2 separate regions of the Homo sapiens genome follow, and region 2 is linked to region 1. A link is a loop called in an ENCODE intact Hi-C map of the cell type or tissue named here. Cell type or tissue: GM12878. All regions are shown on one strand. Each heading gives the region's core, and the rest is flanking DNA. Links, peaks and the distances in the headings are about the cores only.

Region 1 (8,349 bases), core at 64-8,063:
TAATTTAGGCAAAAAATGTCACAAAGAGATTCAGCTGAAAGACATAATGTGTTCATTTCAGGATTCAAAAGATAGAGTTGGCTGAGCAATGTGTGTATACTGATGATCATTTGTTCATTCAAATATTTATTAAATACCTGTTCTATGTCAACTACTCTGCTAGTTGCTGAAAAAACAGAGACGAAAGTTAATTCCTATCTCAGAAGACTCAGTGTCAGGAAGTTGATTTCACAGGAGCCTGAGTTAGGATGGGTGGAGGACAAAAAAGATGTGGGAGCACAGAAGAGGAGCTCTTAGTCATTCCCAGCAAGGAAGGCTTCCTGGAAGGAGACCCTTGGCTATGCAGGGTATTTGACTGTTTGTGAGATGAAATGAGGATAAGACGTGAGAATATGCTAAACACTAGGGCCAGTACAGGCAAAGCCGCCCAGGAGTGAGAACCCATGGCTTATTCCAGGAGCTGAGAGTATTTTGAGATGCTATAGCTCAGGAAGTGGCAGACGGAGTGGATTGGTTTTGTCTGCCATACTAATAATTAACATTTTATACTGAAGGCAATGAGCAGACACTGAAGAATTTTAAGGGAGCGACAAGAGTTCATAGCCAGGGAAGGGAAAGGTCATTAGCACTGGAAAACAGATCTGAAAGAAAACACTCTGACTAGTCATTCATTTAACAGTTGGTTTAAGAAAGAACTTTAAAGTCAGCTAACAGTATATAAGCTAGATAAGAAAAGTTTGTTTAAGTTTGCCAGCTTTAATGTATATTTAACTTGGATGGTTTAACTGAGTGTCTTTGAAGATATTACTTGGGTGACAAGCAAAGCAATTCATTAGTGAAGTTATTTGTTAGGGTTTCCAATAAAGCAGTAGGCACATTTTGCTATAGAGAACAATCGTCAAGTTAACAATAGTCAAGTTAAAGAATAACTAGGTTAGGAGAAAGCCAAGTGACAAAGTAAAAACTGAAATGTATTAAAAGAAATAATCTTAATATAAATCACAAGGGTAAGGCTAGGCACAATTTTATTCATGAATTCACTTTTGTGAAATTTATTGGGCAAACACCCCAAATAAAAAAAGTAATAGATTTTAAAAATATAACAGAAATGAGAATTTGGCATTTCATCAATGATAACAACATCCTATTATAGAGGCCAGTAATGTGGAATGAATCCATCAGAATCTCAAGAATAAGGGCAATTTAGATAACTTAGCCAAATAACATCATTAATTTAGTATACTAGTTGAATTAGTCTAGCTGTATAGCATAACATTAAATATGATACATTTATACTGTAAGTTTATTGAAAGCAAAGTTTAATTATTTGAGTAAAATGGATCATTGAAATTGAGACCTAATATAAACTTGTTTCTTCTTACTGGATTGTAAGGCTAAATATCAAAAGACACTTTAAGGTAAATATGAAAGGTTCTTTTTGTTTTAATACTGTTCTACCACCCAAGACGGAGAAGCTCTAATAAATCTTTCAAAGAAAAAAATGGAGATAGAGAGGGTGTGGAAGAGGAGAGAAATCACTCCAAAACATAAACAAAGTCCTTAAAACTGCACACAGTCAAGTTAACACCATTCCAAGTATAAGCAGATACTGATCCCCCTGACCAAGACTTTACTGTTAGGGATATTTTCAAAAGCAAAAACCTTGGAGTAAACAGCGAAACAAAGCAGAAGGATTTTATTCAAAGGCCTGCACACATATGGAACCCGTTAAGGGGATGGTGACTGTAGAAAAAACTACAAACGAGTTTAAGGGACACCTAGGCTGTTTCAGAGAGGAAAAGGATAGAGGAAAGGGTGGTTACAAAAGCAAGAAAGTGGGCAGGAGATCAGTTGAATGCGAGGGAGACCGGCTCTAAGACAGATGGTCTGTTCTGTTCCAGTATTTTCAAAGTTAAGGGACATTCCTTAGCACACTTTTATTTTACACAGAGAGTGAATTAAGAAGAAACCGAGGGTCTGTCAGAGTTTTTTCTGGATTTACTTGTGTCATTTCTTTGATAAACTTTGCTTGTTAATACATTTCATCATGTGTCTTCTTCAAACTGAGGCCCTCAGTGCATTCTCCATAATCCTTACGTTTCAAGTGAAAGTGCCAACTAATTAAGAGTAGGGTTCTTGTTTATGTTGTACAGTTATCTATGTTAGCTTATGTTATCTTCCTCTGGAAGTTTCAGAGCAAAATTTCAGAGGGAAATCAATATTTCTTTTTTGACAAGGTGCGATGCTCACTAATTTACCACGTTTAGGACCTTTCTAGACTATGGAAATAGTCACTGTTATGTTTTTCAGAGTATTTGTGTACCTACATTAAAAATTAATGGACACAGACAAAAACTAGTTGAGTTGCCTTGCTTTGGCATAGGGGAATAATGACATATGATGAATCAAGCTCACCTGTATGGCACTTGGCAGGGAAGATAATTTTCCTAAGATACTCTACAGAATCCACATAGCTGCCAGATATAGGCCAATATGAAGTCTCTTTAACCAAGCACACAGGAATAAAGGATAACACTTTATTTCAGACACCACGAGAAATAAAAAGCAGGGGAAAGAATTACTTCTTTGAAGAGGTGAACTGCTAAGGGAGAGACCAGAATAAACATCTAGTAACACACATACATGCTAAGAATAAAAACACACACATCAAATCTATGTAACCAATGACAGATTAGAAATAGATGGGACTTGGTTCAGTCAGGTAAGTGTGTAGGAAAAAAAGATTTTTCGTACACTCCACCTGGCCAAATGCAGCTATTCTAGGCTCAGGGCTGGAATCTACAGGAACCCAGACAACAGGTACACTTTGGGATAAGTCATGGGCTGCATCTGCCAGGCACAAATAAGCAGTAACTAGATAGAAATGGCCAGCTGAGTCCTGGGCATGCCAGCTTCTGTATACATGATGGGGGCTCACAAAACCCTGCACTTTTCACTGGGCTATAAATAAGGGAAATTCGTGGGAGGTAGACTTAATAGTGGGCACCCTAAAACCCAATGTATTCCATGAGAATGAAGTACACATTTAACAAGGAAAACTCATTAAATGCATTCACTGTATGATATACATTAATAAAATTATAAAAACAGCTTATAATATATAGAAACAATCTCTGAATCATATGTTCACTTAGAAATTAAATTAATAGGATCAAAATTATCTTCAATTAAAATTAATGTAATATAAAGATTCATGCTATACCAATCGCTATTAATCTAATAGGCCAGTATTATCCCCCTAAGTACAGCAAAATGAAAACATAAAGAGGCAACAATTGCAGATACAGATCCAATACATCCAGCCAGGACAATTATTAATAGAAGAAGATGAGCCTATTGATTCTAAGGTTGTGTTTCCTATTGCTTACTGGGAACATATTTTAAGAACAACCTATTTTTCCCTATTTTTCTCACATCTTGCCAAATAACCTACTTAAGAACTTGAATGACAAACAGTGAAACAGTGCTGATTAAACATAAACAGTGGTGACAGAGAGAGAAACTCAGGTCTTATTTTGGGTTGCTCAAAGCGAAAATGTAACAAGGGATACACTCTTTTTAAAGCCGAGGAGGTACCGGTCAGAAGAAACTGTGGCTTTGGAGACAAGCCTAAGTTCAAATTCTGGCTTCATCAGTTAACAGCTTTGTGATTCCAGGCAAATAGCTCAACCTAACTGACCTTCCCTTTCTTTACCTGTAAAACAGGTGAAGGAAAACCCATTGCCTCTCTTAAAAGTTATTGTGGGGAATAAACATAAGCAAGTGCTTAATACAGTGGCTGGCACATAGATAAAGTGAGTAGTGTGTCCATGATGGAGCAGCTTCTCTTAAGACAGAGCAGAACTTCCAAAAGCAGAGATTACTTTGACATCTGTTTTTGAATGAATTTTATATTTTGCCAAACTCATTGAATCCAAACAAGTGGCAGATAATGAATGAAACTGAATACCTAAGTAATAAAAACACAAAAAGGCCTTTAAAATTATCTTCAATATTTTACACTTTGTTTCTAATTTAGAATTTAATTTACACTTACTATCTAGCCCAGTGGATCCCAACTTTGCGTTTAAGAATTACCTGTGGAACACTGAGAAAATACAGCGGCTAGAGGTTTTGCTGTAATGGACCTGGGATAAGGCCTAAGCACCAGTTTTTAATTACATATTCCAGGTGATTCTAATGAACAGCCAGCACTGAGTACCACTAGTATAGACAATCATATTTGAACTCTTTATAAAAATTAGATTTATTTGAGTTTAGTAAGAGTGACTCAAAACAGCTTCACCTGTTCTAAGAACCTATTACAGTCTACTCAAAGTTGTGGCCAGCATTTCCAAGTCACTTCTTTCTTCAAAAAATAGAAAACAAGTTGAAATATGTAATTAGTTGGCAGAAATTCACAAGATCATATCAACAGTCTTCTTTAAGATAAAAATAAATGGATATTTTTGCTTGGAAATGAGTCATGCCTTATAGCGGATTTCCAGTGAATTATTTAAGACGGAAAGGTATTTTTTTAAAATGACTTTTTCTGCTACATTTTATTCTTCTCTTTTTGCTCTGAAGCTAGAAAAAGCAAAGATAACCATCTGAAAGACAGACCCAAGGCAATTCTACTAATTGTCTGGTTTTCTGGTTTGATAGAAATCTGGTACACTCCTCTTTTGAAGAGAACCACAACTATTGAAGAGAGGACTGGATGTTGGATCAGGTAGCTTGGAACTCTTCTAACCCTTCTCTGTTTCACTGAGTGACCTTGAGCAAGTCATTTAACTTGCCTCCAGTCTAATGCACCCTCTGTAATGCACAATCAGTGCACAGTACCAAATTTCCAGAAGGTAGAACTTGACATCATTTTCAAGGGCATCTTACCAGTGTGCTGCCATCAGTCCAACGGAAGTCATGCTCAAACATCTTGTCATTGAGGCCTATCCACTGATAATCATGGCCCACACCTAAGGGATAGGAAACCACACAGATATTTGTACTACTTTTCCATATATGGATGAAAATATATCAAAGAAAATTATTTTCAGCATGAATCATGCATCCTCTTTACTGGCTGGATTTTTATTTAGTTGCTCATAAAAATCTCTCCTAGTCTACCTTTTGTTCTTCTGCCCAATGTGCTTTAAATGAAAAGGTTAATGTGCAAACCCTGTGAAGCATTAAAATATCAAGACATAGACAATAATTCCCCTAGCAATTTACTATAATTAAATTTTTTCCCACCCTCACTCATGATAGAAATTTTCTTTTTTTTATGATAGAAATTTTCTATTTTTTTGTTGTTGTTGTTTTTAAGCGATGCCATTGGCAAAAATTCAGTGACCCAATAAAATGTGCCAGATCTTATCCACGCTACCCTCATTTTGGAAGCCACTTGTTCCTTTTTTTCAAAACATTTTAATTAGTGAACACCTAGATTAGACAGTTCTACAGATTTATCCTCAAAAATATTTACTTTTACCATGAGGTGAGTCACTGGCAAGGATATCACGCAGTAAAGTTAAATGAACCTCTATCCAGATTACAAATTAACAAACTTCTAAACGATAGTAGGCATCACGAGAAAATATTTAATAGAACATCAAACAACGCTTCATGAGGCTGGGAATGGTGGCTCACGCCTATGATCCCAGCACTTTGGGAAGCAGAGGTGGGAGGATTACTTGAGGCCAGTAGTTCAAGTCAAGCCTGGACAGCATGGCAAGACACTACCTCTTAAGAAAATGCTTTATGAGCAACAAATTTCTACATATTGCTACATGAAAACTAGTTGCCCTCCTTTTTGCTGCAGTTGAAGGAGTTATTAAACAGCTCTGATATTAAGTTTCATTAGCTTTCAATCTCCACCTATTCAAGTTCTTAGGATGTAGCTCACTTTCCACAATTTAAAATATTTAGAAACTTGAATGAGAATCAATATGCCCAAAAGGTAAGATTAGGGTGCTATTATTAACAATTCAATTTTAATTAGCAGGACAAAAATAACTGAAAACAACTGTAATTTTAGACAGGCATATAAATATTCAAAATAGAGACTATGAAAGTATAACCATAGTAAGAATTCTATTGAGCCATAAGAAATAGCTGTTTTTGTATATTTAAAAATGATCAAATAGCAACTGCTTATGATTCAACCTACAGCAAGTGTTTCAACTATTACTGCTGGCAGACAAACCAATGCCTACCTATATTATAGTTGAATGTTTCCCCAAATGGGGGACTTAACATAGGTGAGATGATTTTAAGTAATTCACAGATGAGGGATTTGATAAGTTGTATTATGATTGAAAAAGCTACTTCTTTTCACTTGCACACAGACAAAACTAAGAGAGTGATGAGAAGTGAAGTTCCTGGAAACTCGTATCTATTTGGTACATACGATTAACAAACATTTGTTCTTCGTGAGACAGGATGCTTGTGAGATGGGCACCCTGCAGACGGCATTCCCGTTCAGCTGCATCCCATGTGCGTCGATGGGCAAAGTATTTGTAGCACTGCCCTTGGAATTTGTGCCAGCCATAGTCACATGTCTCGGTATCTGAGAAGAAACAGGCAGGAGCTTATTAAACGCACATACGTCATTCAAACTTGGCACCCCCAACCAAGTGTTAGTAGGATACCCAAGCCAGTATCTGTGCAATGTCCCTGAAGTAACTGATTCATAAAATTTGGTCACGATGACAAAGAAATTATTATGAAGTGAGCCCAACTGATTCGTGCCAAGTGGATGGCTATATATCTTTGGATTGCAAAGGCAGCATCTAACAGCAACTTCCTTGATTAAAGCCAGAGAAAACTGGAAGAGGGGCCAGCCAAAATCTCTTGGGCTGCTATAGCACTGGCTGACTTACTTGTGAAGCAACTGGGGCTAATTCCTTACCAACACAACTTTTCTAAGAGACTCATTCAAGTGATAGATAAGAGTTCCGGCTAATAGAATTATGAATGCCCTATTTGCATAACAACTTCAAAGGTTCTGGAAGTAGTCCTCTCCCATTTCCCAAAGAGATATCTGAGAAGTCACAGGCTCTTGTCATGTAAAACTGACAAAGAGAAAAAAATCCTTTATGAATAGGTACGTTTTGGGATACAGCTAGAACTGTATGCCTTCTTCCTAAAAAGAAGGGTAAGATAGGTAATGCCCAATGAAAATGCATCAAGATTTTAAGTTTATTAAAAATGAAATAAATTAAATTATTTAACTCACCCCCCCATTCCACCAGGTCATATACATATGTGTGTGTGTGTGTCTGTGTGTGTGTTTCACAATAAGCACACTATAACTGATATTCCAGTGGGACAATAATATTTTTCAAATATATCTAAATTTTACACTGGCAGTATCAGCTACACTTTCTAGGTTGCCAATTTTTACATAATTCCACAAGAAAGTGGCATTGTTCATAGCACTGTATTCTTCATTGGCAATCTTCCCACAGAATTGCTCATCCACAGGTGGGGTTGACTTTCACAAAATACACCCCACAATTATATTGAAGTAGTTACATGTAAAAACTAACAAAACTGCAGTTTATAGAATTTCAGGCACCAACAAAACCTTCCAGATGACCTAGTAAGTATCTCCCCCCACCCAAATTTGCTGATTAATAGAAGAAAACACAACCCTACTAAATTAAATAAATGTTTGCTTTATACGTTAGTTTTGGTGGCCAAATTGAAACTCAGATTGTCTCTTGACTCTTATTCCTGTTACTCCTCTTTCTATAACTGTGGGAAAGTATGAATTCTGAAAGATTTCATTTCTTTCCTGGCTTCAGTGATTAAAACCATACTCACACAACAGATGCAGCTTATCTGAGAGCAGTATTTATTTCAGTTTAGTCTATCAGGCCTGTTGTTTAGTTGCAGCCAGCTGACTAATTCTTTTGAGTAATGTGCACTGGAAGCTTTGCGTTTATTAAAGTGTTGTTTGGAGATCACCAAGTCTCATAGGAAAGGACTCAAGACACAGCTAGATGGTTTGGTATAAAAGTAGCACTCAGTGCCTCAAAATGAAGCAAATTTTGGCTACTTGGATGTAGTATTTCTGCTTTGGGGAAGTTCATTTGTAAGAATTTAGAGGTAAGGTGAGAGGGCTAGGAAGAACACAGCTCTTCCTATATGAGGGGGTTAGTTTACAGAGGAGGAGAATCAAAAAAACTTTTAGAACATTCTTACTGCCAAAGTAAATAATGTGATTTATAATGGCATAACTTTCCTTAACCATGGACATTAATTTAAGATACATGATGTAAAATTATGGAGGATCTTAACCCCTTGAATAATACATCAGAAAAAACTTTTCTACATACCCTTTTT
Region 2 (8,349 bases), core at 263-8,262, 770 kb after region 1:
TAAGCAGGGCTGTGTTTCTTCTGGAGAAACTAGGGGAGAATTCATTTCCTTGACTTTCCTACCATAGGCTTTCCTTGGTTTGTGGCCCCTTTTGCCATCTTCAAGGCTAGCTGTGACTAGTTAAGTCTTTCTCACGCTGCATCACTCTCAGACTCCTCTCTTATGATCAAATCTTTCCTATTTCCCTCTTATATGGACACTTCTGATTACATTGGGCCCACTCAGGAAATCCAGTTTAGTCTCCCCATCTCAAGGTCCTTAGCTAATCACATCTATAAAGTGCGCATATTCACAGGCTCTGAGGATTTGAACACTGACATCTTTATGAGTCATTATTCAGCCTACCACAACCCTCACCAGTAGAAAAGGAATAATAATACCTACCTTATGGGATTACTGTAAGGATTAAATGGCCAGTGTCACGGCTTGACACATGTAATGCATTCTGAGTAAAGTTAGTTTTCTTTCTAATTTTTAATTGTGGTAAAATATACACAAAATTTACCATCTTAACCTTTATCAACTGTACAGCTCTGTAGTGTTAAGTACATTTACATTGTTGTGCAAATCTTCTGCAGAGCTCTCTTCTTTTTGTAAAACTGAAATTCTATACCCATTCGACAGCTTCCCATTCCTTCCCCCACCAGCCCTTGGCAAGCACCATTTTACTCTATGTCTATAAATTTGACTACTCTAAGTATCTCAGGAAAGTGGAATCATATATACAGCATTTTCTTTTTGTGACTGGCTTATTTCACCTAGTGTAGTGACCCTAAGGTCCACTCATGTTGTAGCATGTGTCAGAATTTTTTTTCCTTTTTAAGGCTAAATTTATATTCTATTGTTTGTATATGCCGCATTTTGTTTATCCATTAATCTATCAGTGGACACTAACTGCTTTTACCTTTCAGCTATCATGATAGTGCTATAACGGACAGGAATATACAAACAGCTCTTTGAGCCCTGCTTTTAATTCTTTTGGGTGTATACCCATAAGTGAAATTGTTGGATCATATGGTAATTCTATTTTTAATTATTTTAGAAACTGCCATTTAATCTCCTATAGTGGCTGCACGATTTCACGTTCCTACCAACAGTGCACAAGGTTTCCAGTTTCTCCGTATTGTCACCAATACTTCTTTTCTTCTTCTTTTTTAAATAGTGGGCACCCTGATGAGTATGAGGTGATACCTCATTGTGCAGTTAGGTTTGGATATTAATAATGATAAACTCTGCCATCCTGAAGAATGGTGGTATAACCTTAGGCAAGTTACTTTGTCTTAGAACCTCGAGTTCTTACACTGAAAATGGGGATAGCAATAATTTGCGGTATCATAGTAAGGATTAGAAATAAGAAGCAATGGGCCGGGTGCGGTGGCTTACGCCTGTTATCCCAGCACTTTGGGGGGCCGAGGCGGGCGGATCACGAGGTCAGGAGATCGAGACCATCCTGGCTAACACGGTGAAACCCTGTCTCTACTAAAAATACAAAAACATTAGCCAGGTGTGGTGGCAGGTACCTGTATTCCCAGCTACTCAGGAGGCTGAGGCAGGAGAATGGTGTGAATCCGGGAGGTGGAGCTTGCAGTCAGCGGAGATAGCGCCACTCTACTCCAACCTGGGCAACAGAGCAAGACTCCATCTCAAAAAAAAGAAAAAAAAAAAGAAATAAGAAGCAATGTATGTAAAGTACCTACGCTTACTAGAAATGATAAAAATCTCTAAGAACAATGGCAAATTTATTAGGGTTCTCCAAAGAAACAAAACCAATAGGAGAGATATACATCTATTCCATATTTATCTATTCCATAAATATAAATAAATATATATGTTCCATATATATATATATATATATATATATAGAGAGAGAGAGAGAGAGAGAGAGATTGAGAGACAGATTACAAAGAATTGGCTCATGTGACCATGGAGGCTGAGAAGTCCAAAAATTTGGTATCTGCAAGCTGGAGACCTAGGAAAGCTGGTGGTGTATTTCAAAGGCCTGAGAGCCAGAAAGTTGGTAGTATAGATTCCAGTTGGAGTCTGAAGGTCCGAGAACCAGGAACGCTAAGGGCCAAAGATTCGTGTTCCAGCTCAGTCAGGCAGAGAGAGAGTAAATCAACCTTCCTCCACCTTTTTACTCTGTTTAGCTCCTCAACTGGTTGGGGAGGGCCACCTGATTTACTCAGTCCATCAGTCCAAATGCTAATCTCTTTCAGAAACACCCTCACAGACATACCCAGAAATAATGTCTAATCAGATATCAGGGCATCTCATGGCCCAGTCAATTTGACACATAAAATTAACCGTTACAACAACCATCACTGTGAAGATATTTAAAGGGAAAAGAATTAAGGAGAAACTCACCCTTGGTAGAGGGCAAAATAATTTAAGCTGACTTTATTCTGAAGGTCAGCTTGTATAAAAGAGATTCTACTAGCTTAATTTTGCTTCTTAATTATTCCTTCCTTAAAATTTTATAAAGAGGTTCAGGATTTGCTTTCTTTCTCCTCATTCCTTTGAATCATGATACAAATTTAAATCTACTTACTTTGTGCCAAATAGCATATTTCTTATGTTAAATTCATTCACTGAATCCTAGAGCAGACTAAACCTATATAATTAGTCTTACTAAAAGCCAGAAAGTTAGCTGTCAATGCTTCTATTTGACATGACGTGTGATGAGCATGTTGTAAATCCAAACTGAGTTCCCAGTGTGCCATGCTGGTAATAAGTTCAGACCCACCGTAATTCTCCAGCATAATGTTCATGATTCAACAAAAGAAAACTCACCCATGAAAGCAGATTGTTATTTTTGGTGTAGAAGTGCAAATGAGTGAAATGCGAATATTTGTGTGTTTAAATTCTAGTAAAAAGCCTTTTATTTACTGGGAGTCTATTTCTCTTCTAATACATACATATATGTTTATATGTGGAGACAAACTGTTTGGGTTCAAATACTGGCCCTTTCACATACTAGCTGTGTGTTCTTAACCAGGTTACTTAGCACCTCTTTCTTCAGTTTCCACATATGTAAAACAGGATATAAATAGCACGCCCCTCAGGATTGTTAACTATCAGGTTGAAGAACGGACTAAGTAAATTAGTACATGTACAACCCTTAAAACAGTGCTTGGCACATATAAGGGCTGTATTAATACTTGTTACTATTTCTGTAGGCTTTTAAAAAATGACATTATAACTTGTCACTTCATCTAAAAGGTTGCCCAGGTGTTAAATGATGGATTTAGACAAGCTGGACACCAAGTTTGTGTTCTATCATTCTACAGCTGATTTAGGGTTGGAGACAAACTGCTGTATTATCAGGATACAAGAGTTATGAGTTCTCTGATGGCATACTCAGTCTAGTCCCAGAGAGAAACCAAAAGAATGAACCATTTTACTAAATAAATAGTAGATAAACTTCTGTATGTTTTACTGATATCATGGGCAAAGGACAGTTGAACAGTAGCCACTGAACAAAGTCTGCAGCACTATAGGGTGCACATGGCAGGATTCTAGTTAAAAGACTAACAATTCTTGTTGCAAAGCAATACAAAACTCATGAATTTTATGACCTAATCATACAGGCAGTGCACTGTGCTGTATAATCTATTTCTCTCAGCATAATGCAGTAACCTTGTACTTGCAGGATTATCTGTGGCCCTGTGTAAACTAAATGGCCTGCATTTAGTTTACAATGGATTAGTACCACATCTAATATTTTATGGATAAAAGAGTATCTTTCTTAAGTGGTTAAAATAGTCTACATGGCATAAAACAATGCCAGATAATAACAGAAATTGATTTTGTAAATATTATTTCTTTAGTTTCTGCATGAATAGAGCTTTTAAAATGTAAAATGTGTGTAGTGGTTTCAAAATGCTATCTGTGGAAAATGTACTTACTGAGTAGGTGATGGATTTGGGGGAGTTTAGCAGACTGTTTGCCCAAGTACTTTGAATCCAGAATTCTAAGTGGTCATGACTGGCAAGCCTTAGAGGCTCTCTCTTCCAGCCCTATTGTTTTAAAGATGTGTGAATGGGGTCCTGGAGAGGTTAAATTATTTAGCCAGTGTTGCATAATTTCTTAGAGACAGAGCTAAGTGAGAATACTGGTATACAGTTCTTTCCACAACATTAAATTTTATTTTATTCCTTTCTAATTTTTATGGACTTGTGGAAGTCAAAGGAATTACTATATCCACATCACTTTTTAATCCCACATTTAGACAGTAATCTATAAACATGTTTACTTAGATACAATTGCAGTTTTCTACTAAACTCCAAACCTCTCTTCTGGGCTGTTTTCCTTGCCAGCAACTCTGTCATAAGATATGACTTTTCTTAAGGGTTTCTGAAACAGGTAACATTGAGAGTCAATTGACAGAGGGCCAAAGCCCTGAAGTCATCAGTTAATATCCACATATATTTACATACATATTTATTTTAAAATGAACATTTCAGGAGCAGCCCAAGTATGAACTTTTCCCACTGACCTCATTTAGATGGAAAAGAAAATGAATTGTTGCAAAAATTCAGCACAATGGAAAAGGGCTCATGACTAGCTTAAACGGCATTGGCCAGTTCATACTACACCAGTCTATACCCACAGACCCTGTGGCATGGGAAAAGGTCACCACAGGACATTTGTTCTGCAAAAGTTGTTATGTGTCATGTCCTGTAGTCCTGTTATGGTGGCCACAGTTGATTGGTGCATGGATCTATACCTTAGGAAACACCATTTAAGCACACACATAGGAAACCGTTGGTTTGTCTTGAGAAGCATATCCCCTAGAGATGTTTCAAATCAATGATAACTGATCACACCTATTCAGCCATGAGCTGTGGCTAAATTATGAGAATGGTTGAATCACCAACACTGGGAACAAAGGGCTCATGCTTCTTAGAGAACAACAGGTTATCTGAGTCACTTAAACTGTAGGATTACTAAAGTAGTAAATATTTTTTGAGCACTGACTGTGCCCTGGACACTGTTCCAGATGCTTGAAATACATAATAAATGAAGCCCTAACTTCATGTAGTTTCTTTTTAATGGGGACAGGAACAGACAATAAGATATTGATATAATAGATTAATAGCACTATCACTTAGAAGGTGGTAAGTATTCTATGGATAAGAAAGGTAGAGTTTGGTAAGGGGGGATCAAGAGAATTCATAATGCTGATAGGTGGGGGCTTGCAATTTTAAACAGAGTATTCAGAGCAGGTCATACTAAGAAGATGTTTGAGCAAACACTTGAAGGAGGTGATGAAGTTAGGTATATGGACAGCCAATAGATGATGTCCCACTGTTCTAATCCACTTTTAGGTTTGCTATATTGAGTTGTATGAAAGGGGGCCCACTGGGTAGTTGCCTGTGGCACCAATCTATAAGGGATGCTAAAACAGCCCTAAAACTGTAACAAGATGTACTCGCTAGAACTTCTCTCAGAAAGAGTATTATATTTGGTTGAAAGGAATTCTTGAAAAAGGTTTTTAAGGTACGGGGAGATCCATCTCAAGGGATATCAATGTCTCTTAGACATTGTATTCACATAATTCCTAAACTCACGTTGAAGAAGGAAAAATCTCTTATCTATAGGCTTTTATTTGGGGGATGTTTCTCTTTCCTGGATGAATTTTGCATTTTGGAGTCAAACTTGAATTTCTTTGGAAAATTGGTTTTCTTTGGAAAATTGATTAAGCCCTGCCACTCAAGTCTGTCCTTTCTATCTTTTTTTCCAAGTAATTCTTAGCATGTCTCCTGGTATTGGAGAATATTGGGTTGAAGGGGTGACATTATTAGACCGCACGAGTGCAGTGGGCAGTGTTGCCATCCCACCCGGATCACTAGCTCTGTGAGTGCATCCCTCAAACTGCTGGGCTTTGTCCCTAACAACTGTCACTTACAACTGCCCTTGGCCACTGGAGCCACTGGAGCTGCCATTCTTCTGAAATTTCCCATTCTTTTCTTCTCAAGCCTCCCTCGACCTTTGTCCTTCCAGGGTGGCTTGTAGCCTACATGTACCGGGGTGGGATATAAGTCCAGTTCCTTCATCTCAAGCTTGTGATGCCCTTGAGATTAGGCTAAAATCACTTACTTAGCTTCTTCCCCTTTCCTATCCTGCTTCCCCACTCCCTTATTGGTCTTTTGTAAATCATTGCACCTGAATTTCTGCTCAGGCTTTGTGTTTGGGGTAAACCCAAACTATGACAACAGGGTGCCCACAATTCTTGGTCAAGTCATGGCTATATATTTCAGCCTCAGAAGTGCTTAAAAGCATGTGGCTGCTGAGACGCTGCCCATAATTTATTTCTTTATTTGCCTAAACCTTTTCTGTTCCTTGAAATTGAGATGAGCCTAACTATGCAAATGACAAGTCCTTTCCTAGGAAAATGCTGGATCCCAGATTCTTTGATGCTTCATGGGGAGCCGCGTATAGTACAGTTGACCCTTGACAATGCAGAGGTTAGAGGTACTGCCTCCCACTATGCAGCCAAAAATTCACATATAACTTTCGACTTCCCCAAAACTTAACTATGAATATCCTACTGTTGACTGGAAGCCTTACTGATAACATAAACAGTTAGTGAACATATATTTTGTGTGTTATGTGTATTATATACTGTATTCTTACAATAAGGTAAGCTAGAGGAAAGAGAATGTTATTAAGAAAACAATAAGGAAGAGAAAATATATTTACTACTCATTAAATGGAAATGGACCATTATAAAGGTCTTCATTCTTGTAGTCTTCATGTTGAGCAGGCTGAGGAGGAAGAGGAAGAGGAGTGGTGGCAGAGCCGAAAGAAAAGTGTTGTATAAGTATACCTGCATACTTCAAGACTATTCAAGAGTCAACCGTAGTTCTTTAATTACGGCAAGATGGTTTTGTGTACCTTGTATAAAGATGTAAAGACATTTAACCACATAACACTTTGAGTGGAAGAATTATTAAATTCTTACATCAGATAAAAACTTTAGAAACTTTTCCTGAAGCATCTGGTCATTAATGACAAATTTAATCAATTAAATTTCCTGAAACAGTTTAAACAACTAAAATACTGGTATTGCTGAATAGTTTGCATAAATTAAATATTTTAAAAATCAGACAAATATGCACAAATGAATACAGTTATATATAAATTTATTCTAAAACACCAACACTATGGGTTTAAAGTCGCTTCTTTTTTATATGTTAGTTTCTATATGAGACTGGCATTTTAGTTATGTTAATTTTGATATTTTCCAAAGGTTTTAAGAATATAATGTTAACATATTCCTAGGGTTAGAGACACATTACCAGGCCAAAAAGAAAAAGAACACCTCCTTAGCCAAAATAAGCCACAAGATCTGGATAATCAGTGGATCAGTTTCTTGTTGAGACAGTGGAACTTGGATGCTCCTTCCAAGTAGACGCACACACAGGTCATTTAGCTGAACTTTCTCTGTATAGTTAAATTTTGCTAGTTTGGTCAAAAGATTTTCAGTCATAACTCTAAGATGGGTTTTCCTTCTTCACATATTCAATGCATAGATCTATAGGACCACCATAACCAGCAAAATATAGAATGTTCTTATTAATCCCCAAATTCTCTGTGTACCTTGCCAGTCAACCACACTCCCTACACACACACACACCGACACACACACACACACACACACGACCACAGAACCCCAGGTAACCACTGATTTGCTTTTACTCACTATAGATTAGTTTTGTTCTTTCTATAATCTCATATAAATGGAATATTATATTTCTGGCTTCTTTCAACTGTATAAGGTTTTTGAGCTTCCTCCATGTTGTTGCCCTTTAGATGGCTGTACAATATTTCAGTGTATAGACATACTGCAGGTTGTCTATTCATATGATGTATATATGGGTTATTTCTAATTATTGGCTTTTTTGAATGAAGTTTCTAGAAACATTTACAGACAAGTTTTTATGAGAACATGTTTTTATTTCTTTTGAGTAACTATCTCTGAGTGGAATTGCTGGGTCGTGTGGTAAGCGTACATTTCATTTTGTAGGAAACTGCTGGTTTTGCTACACCACTTTTACTTTCCCACCAGCAATTTATGAGAGTTCTAGTTCTTCCACATCATTTCCAAGATTTTCAGTCTTTTTAATATTAGCCATTTTAGTGGGTATGAAGTGGTATCTCATGGTTTTAACTTATATTTCACTGATGACTAATGATTTTAAACATATTTTTATGTGTTTATTGGCCATTCATATTTTTGTGTGTGAAATGTCAGTTTAAATCTTCTCCCTGTTTATTTTAATTGAACTGTTTGTCTTTTTATTCCTAAATTTTAAGAATTCTTAATATATCCTGAATACAAGATTT

What was found. Peaks named below come from ENCODE experiments on the same cell type or tissue, not always from the same donor. Only the 100,000 strongest peaks of a DNase experiment are listed, where the experiment ranks them.
Region 2: it touches region 1 in a loop (2.1-fold over the local background); 6 of 110 quality-filtered maps call a loop at or near these places.

What each region holds. Positions count from the first base shown.
Region 1 is chr5:83,551,583-83,559,931 of GRCh38, reverse strand. VCAN (versican) reads right to left here. Exons shown (of 15, transcript NM_004385.5): 11 at 6,410-6,568; 12 at 4,894-4,976. The region is part of intron 1 of VCAN-AS1 (VCAN antisense RNA 1); the gene reads left to right. Among named protein-coding and RNA genes, the nearest start is that of VCAN-AS1, 6.6 kb to the left of the region's middle. RefSeq lists an enhancer at 4,586-5,785. In GM12878, for the core only: no CTCF peak of the experiment used is centred there; a DNase peak (open chromatin) is centred at 3,553.
Region 2 is chr5:82,781,274-82,789,622 of GRCh38, reverse strand. No RefSeq gene overlaps it. Among named protein-coding and RNA genes, the nearest start is that of MIR3977, 55 kb to the left of the region's middle. In GM12878, for the core only: no CTCF peak of the experiment used is centred there; no DNase peak of the experiment used is centred there.